3 separate regions of the Homo sapiens genome follow, and all the other regions are linked to region 1. The links are chromatin contacts, found by Hi-C or POLR2A ChIA-PET in ENCODE. All regions are on one chromosome and are shown on one strand. Each heading gives the region's core, a stretch centred on a gene start or an enhancer-like site at or near the end of the contact. The rest is flanking DNA. Distances are from core to core; before and after follow the strand shown.

The links. Hi-C counts contacts between places; a loop is a spot of excess contacts on that map. ChIA-PET counts read pairs that join two places held with the same protein, here RNA polymerase II (POLR2A). Pooled maps may share reads with other maps.
Region 2: a pooled map shows a loop between it and region 1 (3-fold over the local background). The contact joins two enhancer-like sites. A Hi-C loop is called at or near these places in 1 of 37 single-sample maps with no recorded cell type and 6 of 50 pooled maps. POLR2A ChIA-PET finds 5 or more read pairs at or near these places in 4 of 52 experiments (Caco-2, PC-9, T-cell and 1 more).
Region 3: a pooled map shows a loop between it and region 1 (3-fold over the local background). The contact joins two enhancer-like sites. A Hi-C loop is called at or near these places in 11 of 50 pooled maps. POLR2A ChIA-PET finds 5 or more read pairs at or near these places in 6 of 52 experiments (K562, Panc1, activated CD4-positive, alpha-beta T cell and 3 more).

Annotation. Positions count from the first base shown.
Region 1 is chr11:96,074,777-96,078,455 of GRCh38, reverse strand. The region is part of intron 2 of MAML2 (mastermind like transcriptional coactivator 2); the gene reads left to right. Among named protein-coding and RNA genes, the nearest start is that of MTMR2, 150 kb to the right of the region's middle. RefSeq lists a silencer at 2,522-2,581. Within about 2 kb of position 2,080, at least 8 of the 41 ENCODE cell types and tissues checked have a DNase peak (open chromatin) inside an H3K27ac peak, as active enhancers do.
Region 2 is chr11:96,292,092-96,295,770 of GRCh38, reverse strand. The region is part of intron 1 of MAML2 (mastermind like transcriptional coactivator 2); the gene reads left to right. Among named protein-coding and RNA genes, the nearest start is that of MIR1260B, 48 kb to the left of the region's middle. Within about 2 kb of position 2,035, at least 5 of the 41 ENCODE cell types and tissues checked have a DNase peak (open chromatin) inside an H3K27ac peak, as active enhancers do.
Region 3 is chr11:96,202,711-96,206,389 of GRCh38, reverse strand. All of the region lies in intron 1 of MAML2 (mastermind like transcriptional coactivator 2), which reads left to right. Among named protein-coding and RNA genes, the nearest start is that of MIR1260B, 140 kb to the left of the region's middle. Within about 2 kb of position 1,614, at least 3 of the 41 ENCODE cell types and tissues checked have a DNase peak (open chromatin) inside an H3K27ac peak, as active enhancers do.

The DNA.
Region 1 (3,679 bases), core at 831-3,330:
TCTGGTACAGATTTTCCTGTAGGAACAATTTAAAGAAAGTGCATTAAGTCCTCCTGCTAGCCTATCCAAAGTCTGTTTGACTTATATGACATTGAACTATCTATGATTGAACTATCCATGATAACACAGTGTACTATCCATGATAACACAGTGTACTATCCATGATTTCTAGAATATTACATTCTTTTAAAAAGAAGAGATGTGTTCAGTGTACACTGATTGAGCCAGGCATGGTGGTGGAATGAGAAATACAATCTATTTAGTGAAATGGAAAATTGCAGGACAAGAGAGAAATGTAAGTCCCAGATGTGCACAGAGCACTTTGCTATGGAAACCACAGAGAAGGGGCATCCACCTCAGCCTGGCTCCAGGTTCGAAATGGAGAGACTATGAGCATTTTCAGCTGCACTCTCATAGAAGAGAGGAACAATCCTTCAGACCAGGGGAAGACAGAAAAGGAGACTGGCCAGAAGAACACCTGGGAGGGAGCACAGAGCTCTTCATTCCCAGGGGTTCTTTATAGCATGGACATTTACAGTGTAGGTACTGCCCAAATGCCCATCCACACCAGTGTTAGGGACTGAATTTTGTTTATTTCATTTATCAAGATATAATAGTTTTGAGTCATCAGTTGTATTTCTATAGCCTATAAAAAGAGCACCAGGCAAGGCAGGGCCCACCACCGCTGCAGCCACACCCAGAGTCTTCCCCATCCTGTACTGTGGACTCCACATCAGACCTGGGAGGCAGGACTCAGTGGATGAGGCTGTGTTTTGCATTTCTGAGTACAGTCCACAAAATGGTTTGCTTCTGAAAAAGCAGTAGTAGTCTTACATCCAAGATTATTCCTAAAATAAAGTTTCGACCCACATATATAATGAAATTGAAACTGCCTACATTGGCAAAGCCAGAAAGAGAGTAAAAAAGATGGGGTAGGCCAGTTGCGGTGGCTCATGCCTGTAATCCCAGTACTTTGGGAGGCTGAGGCGGGTGGATGACTTGAGGTCAGGAGTTCAAGACCAGCCTGGCCAACATAGTGAAACCCTGTCTCTACCAAAAATACAAAAATTAGCTGGGCATGGTGGCGTATGCCTGTAGTCCCAACTGCTTGGGAGGCTGGGGCAGGAAAATCACTTGAACCCAGAAGGCAGAGGTTGCAGTGAGCCTAGATCGCACCACTGCACTCCAGCCTGGGTGACAGAGCGAGACTGTCTTTAAAAAAAAAAAAAAAAAAAAGAGAGAGAGAGTTGGGGTAAAAAGTCAGAAAGAGAGATCCCAAGGGAGAAATAAAAGGAAATTTGAGCCAAAAAATGCATTTCTGATGATCTCTTCTGCTGTATAAAGATACTTTATAAGGCAATTTTAACTCTGATAACTTGCCCATTTCTGTTTGCAGAAGGAAGTCAGTCATTCTCACAAATATCTCCATTTGTTTTTCCTCCTTGTATTTCATTCAATTTTGTGGGGAAGGGTTGGAGGGCCCAATTTTGCTATTGTAAAATTGTTTCTCATTTTTCTGAACACTTGAAATGGGGTCAGATCTAAATGGCTATGAATGCAACATGGATCCAAAGGCCCAAAGGTCAGGTCCCACTTGGACAATTTTGATATGTAAAGTGCTGCTAACATTCATTTATAGACAGCAGCAAGAAGTATGAGCTGTGGCCTGGTGAAGATTCACATAGATCTCATTTTCCTCATATTCAGAGCAAGACGTTCCCAACTGTCTGTGGGTCTGCATGAGTTGTGGGGTGTGGGAGACCCCTCTATTGTCCCCTTTGAGTGTACATATTCTGTAGTGAAGCCAGAGGCAAATGTGTGAGAACCTCCCCAGGCTGTTCCTTGGGAGTGAGGGCAGCCCTGACTTCCATGGGAATGGGATTCCCTGCCAAATTCAGATGCCGAGGCTTCCCTCAGGGACCACAGCCCATCCGAGTGGAGGAAGTTGCTGTGAGAAGTTAAGCAGGCAGCTCTGAAGGGCTGTGTGTGTGTGTGTGTGTGTGTGTGTGTGTGTGTGTGTGTGAGAGAGAGAGAGAGACAAAAGAGAGCAGCCTTGCCCCATTGCTTGCATTATAGTACACATGGAATCAATTTTAAATTTCACAGAAAGAAAACAGTAAACAGAGTAAGAGGGGAGCTGGTGTGTCTCTCCAAGGTTGGTGTGTCTCTCCAAAGCTGGTGTTTCTCTCCAAGGCTGGTGTTTCTGCTCATGCATACAATACATGATGCACACCATTCATACCTCCAGGTTTTACACATATTTCTTTCACCCCTGAGCATCTGTGAGACTCAGCTTGATGATATTTCAAACGACTATGAGGATCACACCTCTTGGCAAAAGGCAGAATAACTTTCTGTTGTAATATTTTAAATTAAGAGTTTCTTCTATCTAGGCCTTGCAGGAGAGAGGAGAATGTATTAACAAATTTATTCTGAAAGTAGAGATGTGGGAGATATGTGATCCACAAAGCAGGGCCACCCAAGGTTCACTTCAGTGTTCACGTTTGGGGAAGCATGAGAATGTCACATAGCAAGGCCAACTGGCTCAAATGTATTAGCATACAATCAATATGCAAGGCGCTATCTGAATGCCGATTAGTAAGAGTCACATTGACCATGGTAGCAGATGACACATTAAACAGTATGATACCAGCCACAAACCTCACTAGCTTTTCCAGTAACCTGAAAAGACAAAGAAAAAGAGAACTTGGGGAAACTCCTATTCATCAGTCAGGTTTCCCCTTAAACATCACTTCCTTTGGGAAGCCACTCAGACAAATCCACCCCCACCCGACTTCCCCTAGCTCAGCTCTTCTCTTCTTTTACATTATACCTTCCAGAATTATCTGTCTTCCCTCTTTCAGTCCCCAGCACCCAGCACACTCCCTAGCACTCTGTAGGCACTTAAATATGTGTTCGATGGTTGATGGAATATTATTGGCTTGTGTTAGGTCTTGGAGGGTATGAAAATAGAGAAGATAGAATCCCTGCCCTGTCTGGGAAGGAGACAGACAGATAATAATAGACACCATACAATTTGTCAGACTTTGCAATGCTTGTAAGTACAGCTTCTCTAAAGGAGAACAAAAGGAAGGTTGAACTTCTGAGCACCTTAGTGATAAAACAGACCTACATTAGCTTCTTCTCTGATTCATTAATTTTACTGGTAAGAAATAATGAACAGAATCCTATTTCCTTACATTTCAAGTTTGCTACCAGGATAGCACAGTATCAATAATAATAGGCAATGGATTTCACTTGGGGGAATATTATGTCAGGAGGAAAACATGAAATATTATCAATATCCTCTCTAGGGAATCTATGTATTAGCTTTGTGATGTCTAACCTCGAATTTCTCACCTTCAGAACTGAAAGCAAATACATAATTGGATTTGCATTAAAGCTCTAAAAAGAGTGAAATTAAGAGTCACGCTCAAGTTTCCGGCTATGTTTCTTTGTTGCCTACTCCTTTTGCCACTCTGTCACTTAATTCATCTTTTTTTCCAGAGGAAAAATCAAAAGCAAAATATGCAACACCACTCCCTGCCCTCCAGTACTCCCACAGTATTATTTATTGACCACTCTGGGTGTGCTTGGCTTAACAGACAACAGAAAGGAAGTGAAGGCTCTTCCCTGAGGGTTTGCTGATGCGATTAGAGAGCCATTTAGAAAGATAACT
Region 2 (3,679 bases), core at 786-3,285, 220 kb before region 1:
CACTACCATCAGGTACTACTATGGTACATGTATGTTCATATACATTTATGTTCATGCAAGTGTGTGTGTGTGTGTGTGTGTGTGTGTGTTACAGCAGCAGAGCAGTAGTAATTTGATTGAACCACAATGTAGTTTAATACTCAGTTGGGATTTTATCAAATAACATGGCTACATATTTAAATTACTATTGTGCCTCCAGGGTAAGTAATAACATAGCCTTCTGAGGGTCTTGGGATGAAACATTCCAGATGATAGGCATTTCGTCCTCATAGCTTACATTTGAAGAGAACTCTTAGGCCTTCAGCAGAGTACCTTAGCGTGCGTCAACTTCTGTTTATAGTTCATCTCATTTAGGCGTGTAAGAAGTGGTTTTAAATGCACTTGGTGTGAATCTGGGCTTACAAATTAATTTGAAAAATGCTAGTTCATTCCTATGTTTCTAAATATAGAAAAGCATTTTAATCCTGACTGTCTGTTTTTATTGAAAGTTTATTTGCCTGTGGTTTTTTTTAATTACTCTTCAAAGCTCCCTTAAGATACCAGTGTTTCCAGAAAAACTCTGACCATTGCAAAAGTGAATTAGTAATAGAAATTAAATGTGCATATTTCAGAGTTAATTTCAAACTAAATGAGACTTTCATTCACCTGGTGTTACCTCAGTGTTGATGTTGTCTGACTAAAGTTTAGCAGAGGCAAGATCATTTGAAAATGTGCTTCTATACCTGGGAGAAATTCCTAAATATGCCTTTATGTTGATGCTGTGGTCATTTTACCAAAGTCAATGTTACTGGCCAAAGAGAACAAAATTAATTTGTATTCAAATACCTTACTTCCTAGTAAATTTTCTTGATGGCTACATGCATGGAACCTTGGAATCAGACAGCCTGGGTCCCCCAATCCCATGCTGCCACTTAGCAGCTTGGTGACAGAGGGCAATTTTCTTAGCCTCCCTGAGCCTCATTTTACTCATTTGTAAAATGAGAATAATAATCATGCTTATTTTATAGTGTTGATAAATTGGGACAGTGTAGAGGATTAAGCATGGTCCCTAGCATAAGTGTTCAATAAATGTTACCTCTTTGTTTATTCCAAAGGTGATTCTGTTCTTATCAAAATTATATGGGAATTATAAGGGGTAAGAATTCGTTACATGTGAAATATTTGTTTACTATACCACTAACAGTGAGCCTCTTGAGAATAGTGATCTCTGCTGTCTCTTTCCTTTGGAACTTCCTGCAGTCCTTGTAACAATTCATACAGAAGCTGCTTGTAGCAAGATGTCAATCATTTAGCTACAACTGGTGAAAATGCGCAAATTTTCACAAAATGGTTATCTGTTTCTTTTTCTTCTACCCCAAGGTCACCATGTGGTCTTGGTTTTATGGGCGACTACATCTTTAGAACTAATTGATGATGTGCATTTTTTACAAAATCAGTAATTTTTTTTTTTTTTACAATGGGTTACCTTTGACATGAGAACATTCTTGTTTCTAAAGGAGAGAAAATTCACAATCCCAGCTGTTTGTAATGTGTTTCTGGAGCCAGCATTGTTTGCAAAAGGAAAATATTTAAGCTTGGCATTTGTCTAAGTTTCCTTTATGATGTACTTATTTTTTAGGGGACAGAACTGCTTTGGGGCAAAGATAATTAAGAACGAACATATCAGTCTTTTGAAGAACGGTTTAAAAATAAAACCTAACTAATGCTGAAAATAATACTTAAAATTCATTGGCCTCTCTCCAGAATAATTTCTGTACTTTGGGCATTCAGCATTTATTTTCCAACTGCAATTGAATAGTCAGCTCTGGCCTGAACAGCCAAGGTTAAATAAAGGGCTAAGAATTATTTAACCAATCACTAGACTATTAGACTCTGGATGTTTGGGCCATTTAGAATTCGCTGGCTCTTTCTAGAGTTTTCTTCCCTGCCTCTCTGCTACATGTATAAAATCTTCAGTCTTTCAGTCTTTATGTGAAACGTTGACCAATCTCTCCAGCCTCTGTGAGTCTGTTTCACTTTAACTTCCTCAGATTGGGCTACCACATGAAAATGGCATAGTATCAAAATGATTATTGTTCTGCATACTGTTTCCGTGGGCTGTTTGGCTGTGTCTCATTTTTTCAGCCTGACATTTTTGAGGGTCCCTACTGCTGGAGTCTTCAAGATTGATATTTTGCTGTTGTTACTGTTGCTATTTCCTTTTAGTTTGCTGTGCTTCAAACTTTCTCTTTTTAGTAAAGTATTTGGTATTTTTATAGTTATCTTAATATGCATCAAAAAAGTTGTATGATTTAACATGCTTCAGATGACCAAAAATGCAACCTTATGCCCTTACTCCCTTTTAGCATATGAAAGACCGAGGAAAATTATTCATTCTGCTGGATGATTTCAAAGATATAACATAATTTTGTAAGATCTGATTACAGTGAATTTTTTTTCATATCTTAGTCTGCCACAGGCTCACACTTATATTGAATAAGTGGATTAAAATGCTCCAAATCTTTACTGTCTCTAACATTCTCAGTGAACTTGGCAGAAACTTTGATTAAGGATGCTTTAATAGTAACAATGTAGATAGTTGGCACATTACAGGGGTAATATCATATCCATTTTCATTAGTGATTCTTTCGAAGAGACACATGGTTGTCCATGACTTTATAGCTGTTGTTTTAAAAATGTATGCATGTCTAAGATGTGGATAACCTTTTCAAGCATAGTCTATGTGATACATTTTTTACTTTCCATTTGAAAGACAGTATACTATTTGAAGACATCAAATGTCAAATAGAAAATCCATAAACAATGATCAACCCATACATCAGATCTTTTTTTTTTTTCTAACTTGAATTGACCTACATATGCCTCTTTTGTGGTCTAGGGCTGCCTTCTGTGAGACAGCTAGACTTTGCTCCCTATTTCTCTCCTTGTTTTTATATCCTACTCTCATAAACTCACACTGTGCTGTTAAAAGAACAGACTTATTCATGAATATGCCTACCATAATGATAGCCATATAGCAATGCCCTGAAAGGAATAAAGGATTAGAAAAAGATTCTATTGTTACTGTAAAGAATAAGCTAGTCTTACAGTATTGCTGTGAATGACTAACCCAGCTAAATGAGTTTTGGACAACAGATAAAAAAGGAACTTTCTACTTAGGAGAGACATGGTAGAGAAGAACAATGGAAAGAGTATGGCCTTTAGGGCCAGGGAGACCTAGGTTTACATAACTGCTTGACTTTAATAATTTTAAGGTTGGGCAAGATGAATTAACTTCTTGGCCTCAGTTTCATCATCTGTAAAATGGGATAATAGCATACACTCCATAGGATTGGTGTTACAATTAAATTAGGAAAAAGTATCTATAGCATTTAGTCTAGCAGCCAAATACATAGTGAGCATTCAATAGATAAAAATTCATTTCCTTCCCTTCACAGAACTCTTCTTTTTATGGAGTCTGCATATTCCTGCTATCCAAAGTGTTATTTTTAAGGCCTCATATAATGCTAAAATGTTATGATTCTGTGATAAAGCCAATTTTTTACTTTGGACCACTTCCATCATATGCTGCTGTATTCAATAGTAAATATGATTACTAGAAGAGGGAGGAACTAACTTAGCTGAGTTCTATCCAAGGATGACAGCAGTAGTTATGTGCTACAAGGTAAAATGGTGTATG
Region 3 (3,679 bases), core at 365-2,864, 130 kb before region 1:
TCCTGACTTCGTGATCTGCCCGCCTCGGCCTCCCAAAGTGCTGGGATTACAGGCATGAGCCACCGCACCCGCCTATCCGGCAATTTCAATATCTCTGCAATTATAAACACTTTTCAGCAGAATTGTTTACTTTCTCTTGTATTACTGATACTCACCCCAAATATTCATGTTGCATAAAGAAACTCATTTTTGATAACATATAAGCTATACTTATTTTCCATGTTCACAAAGCATTTTGAAAAGATCAAGGAATTATTTCTAGATAACACATAAAAACTTCTATTGCTTAACCTTCTCAATAATTAAAAAAAAAAAAGAGTCAATCAAAACTGAAATTAAGAAAGCTTTTAGAACCAGAAAGTTCATATAAGGCATCATTTTTACCAAAGACATCAGTTTTTCCTTAGGCACAAAAGTAAACTTTGTTTCTTCTTAAACGTGTAAAAATTTGCATGGACAACATGAGCAAAACACCTGAAAGTTTGAAAACAAAGTGCAGAAACAAACCTCAATGCTCAACTGTATTAGCTGTAAGCCAGACGGGAATCTTTCCAAAGGAGCAACAAAGAAGGTAGGGATGGATGAAGGAAGACACATCTTTGACCTTTGAGAGGAAAGAAAAGAAAAGGGTTCCGATGGCCAGGCAACCTCCAGCCATCAGTCCCATCAGTTAGAAGAGCAGAAGGCAGCTCATCAGAAGCAGCGACATTTGGGCTACTGCAAGAGCAATTATTTTGCTTGCCAAGTCAATTCAGCCTGTGAGCTACATAGGCTCTAGTTTAAGCAACATGAATCATACAACTGCTCTCATTATCATGTTTGAAGGTGTCCCTTCACAAGCCTGCTGTTTTACCACACAGTACTGGTCTGCCTAAAAAACAGTAAAATTGAATTAAACTTAGCCCGAGCCTCTTGAAGGCAGTGACTATGTCATATTTATATTTGTACCCCAAGTGCAGTGCCTGAAATGTGTTAGACATTAGATGCTAAATGCATGATGCTAAATGCATGTTGGATGATTAAACAAGTATAGAGCATCTGCAATATACCAGGCATCATGTTAAGGCCCGGGGATGGTCCCTGGGAGTTCACTCACAGTCTTGTAGAAATGAGTAAATGAATATATTGGTAAGTTTGCTGCATTCAAGTAGACTGAATAATTGTTACTAACAAAACAAGGAATGGCAACAATTAGGTCACTACAGTAATTGCTCAAAGCACAATTAACAGACTGGAGCATTCAATTATGTGGCAACCATATGGTTATGCATTTCACCATGTTGACATCATACTGTAAAATTCACACATTATATGAAAAGAAATTACGCCAGGAAAGTACAGGCTACCACAAAGTAAAGTGAAAAACACATTACTGAAATTTACTGCTAAGCAACAGATATAGGACTCTGAGCTTTCGATTCTTAAGAAGTTCACTGATGCCAATTTCAAGAGGCCCTCCGATCAATGTAATAAGAATGAAGGATAAAGAGAAATGAAATGTAGTAGAGCAATGATGAGAGGAGAAAGGCAACTAATTTAATTTAGGTGCACCTAAAATTACATCGAAAACATGTTACACCTTCAAGATTCACCTTGGCAGAAAGCCAGGAAACCTGAGTCCTTGTCCTCTCTCTCTGCTACTAAGTGGCTGTATGAACTTAAGCAGATTCCTTCAACATAATGTGACTGCAATGCGCTATTTCTGATATAAATTGTGGTTTAAAAAAACAAAAACAAAAACTCTTGGAGTCTTTGGTGAGACCTCTTAATGCATATGCTTTTATCTATGTAAATATATCAGAATTATAGGCCCATAAATCAGTGACCTCTTTATTATCTTGAATACAATTAACCTGATCTTACTGGTAAAGGCTGTGTGTCAGCAATTCCCTAGTAATGTCCCTTTCCAAAGGATAGCTCTTTCTCAACCCTCTTTGTTTTCACAACACTTTTGCAAATTTCTGTTACAGAACTTGCCTGAATCAATGCACATTACTTAGTCTGTTTGTAAGTCTGTCATCTACGCTAGGCTCTGAATTATTGAGGGCAGACACAATGACCTACTCTTCTTTTAGCGTCCTTCCATAGTACAGGGGTTGGCGCGTAGTAGGTGCTCAATAAATATTGAATGACTATTTAATTAACTTGGGTGGGCAATAGTATATGTGGTGCATGTCACATGTCTTCCATTTGCCCCTCCAAGTGCACCTACACCCTTTTGTCCCTGCTGGTCAGAAGGCCCATGCTTCCTTTCAAGGCAGCCTGCCCCACAGGACTCTCTCTCCTCAGTTCCAGAAACCTCTCCCTCCCTCAGTCCTTCAGGCCTAGGGATGCTGACAGCATCTCTGTAGTTAGCCCTGGGTTCCCGCTGTATCCCTGGAGATTCCCCCACACCCTATTTACACCTGGATAATTAGTCCTTAACCCCTTCATGAATTATCCTAAGTCAAGTGCACCATCTATTTCCTGTGAGAGCACTCACTAATACAGTAGATTAGAAAGGAGAAAGATTTCTGTTTAAAATGTGTTTTTGCACTCATATTATTGAGAATAACCGCACTGAATTTTTTGAAAACATTTAACAAATAGATCCTTGGGTAGGCTAAATATTTTCATGCATGGCTGACCTGCACTGATTCACTCATTCCAAAGTATGTTACAGATTCATTTCCGTTTCTACACCATATATGTATTTTGCATTTGAATTAGTAAGTATGTTCATGTTTGGTCATTTGTGTTTAAGTGTATTTCTCTGTGACTTGCGACTTCTTGCATTAGAATATAAGTGCCTCAAGAGAAAGGATACTATGTTTTTCTTTTACTTTTTTTTGTAAAGGCTTGCTCCTAGCAGCTTGCCGGCTGACTTATATCTAAAAAAACTAAATAAAATTTGTTAATTATGAATACAGCTTAATAAATGTACAGCCAGATCTGACAACAAACATTTTGCACATTTTTAAGGCATAATCTGATAGGACTTGTTGCATTCTTTTCCAGAGCCAGCAATTCTTAAGGAAGTGAAATACCTAGTCAATTGGTGTATTCATGGTGCAATTATTTGAAAAATCATTAAAATATCTGTTCTTTAGAGAATGTTAAACATATTAATTCAGGTAATTGTCCAGATATGCTGTGCCTTTGTCACTGATGTGTAAACACCATGAAGTCAGCAACTTTTTCTGTTTTGCATATGTCTGAATGCCCAGTGCCTAAAACACAGCCTGGCATCTATAAGGTATTCAATAGGTATTTGTTGATTAAATGAATATATGGAGGCTTGGTTATATTATTGTAGCCTGATATGTTACATTTGCAATTGCTGTGCTGTCATTCATAAATGATTTTAAAAGGCAATTTAGATTCCTTTTTTTCAACATATTTATTGCCTTGTTACTGTGTTCAAAACTTTACTAGGTGTTTCCTTTGGGAGCTCACATTCTATAGGTAAAAAATATCATCTGAGGCTAGACGTGATGGCTCATACCTGTAATCTGAGCACTTTGGGAGGCCGAGGCGGATAGATCACCTGAGGTCAGCAATTCGAGACCAGCCTGGCCAACGTGGTGAAACCCTGTCTCTACCAAAAATACAAAATTAGCCAGGCGTGGTGGCATGTGCCTGTAATCCCAGCTACTCGGGAGGCTAAGGACAGGAGAATCGCTTGAACCCGGGAGGTGGA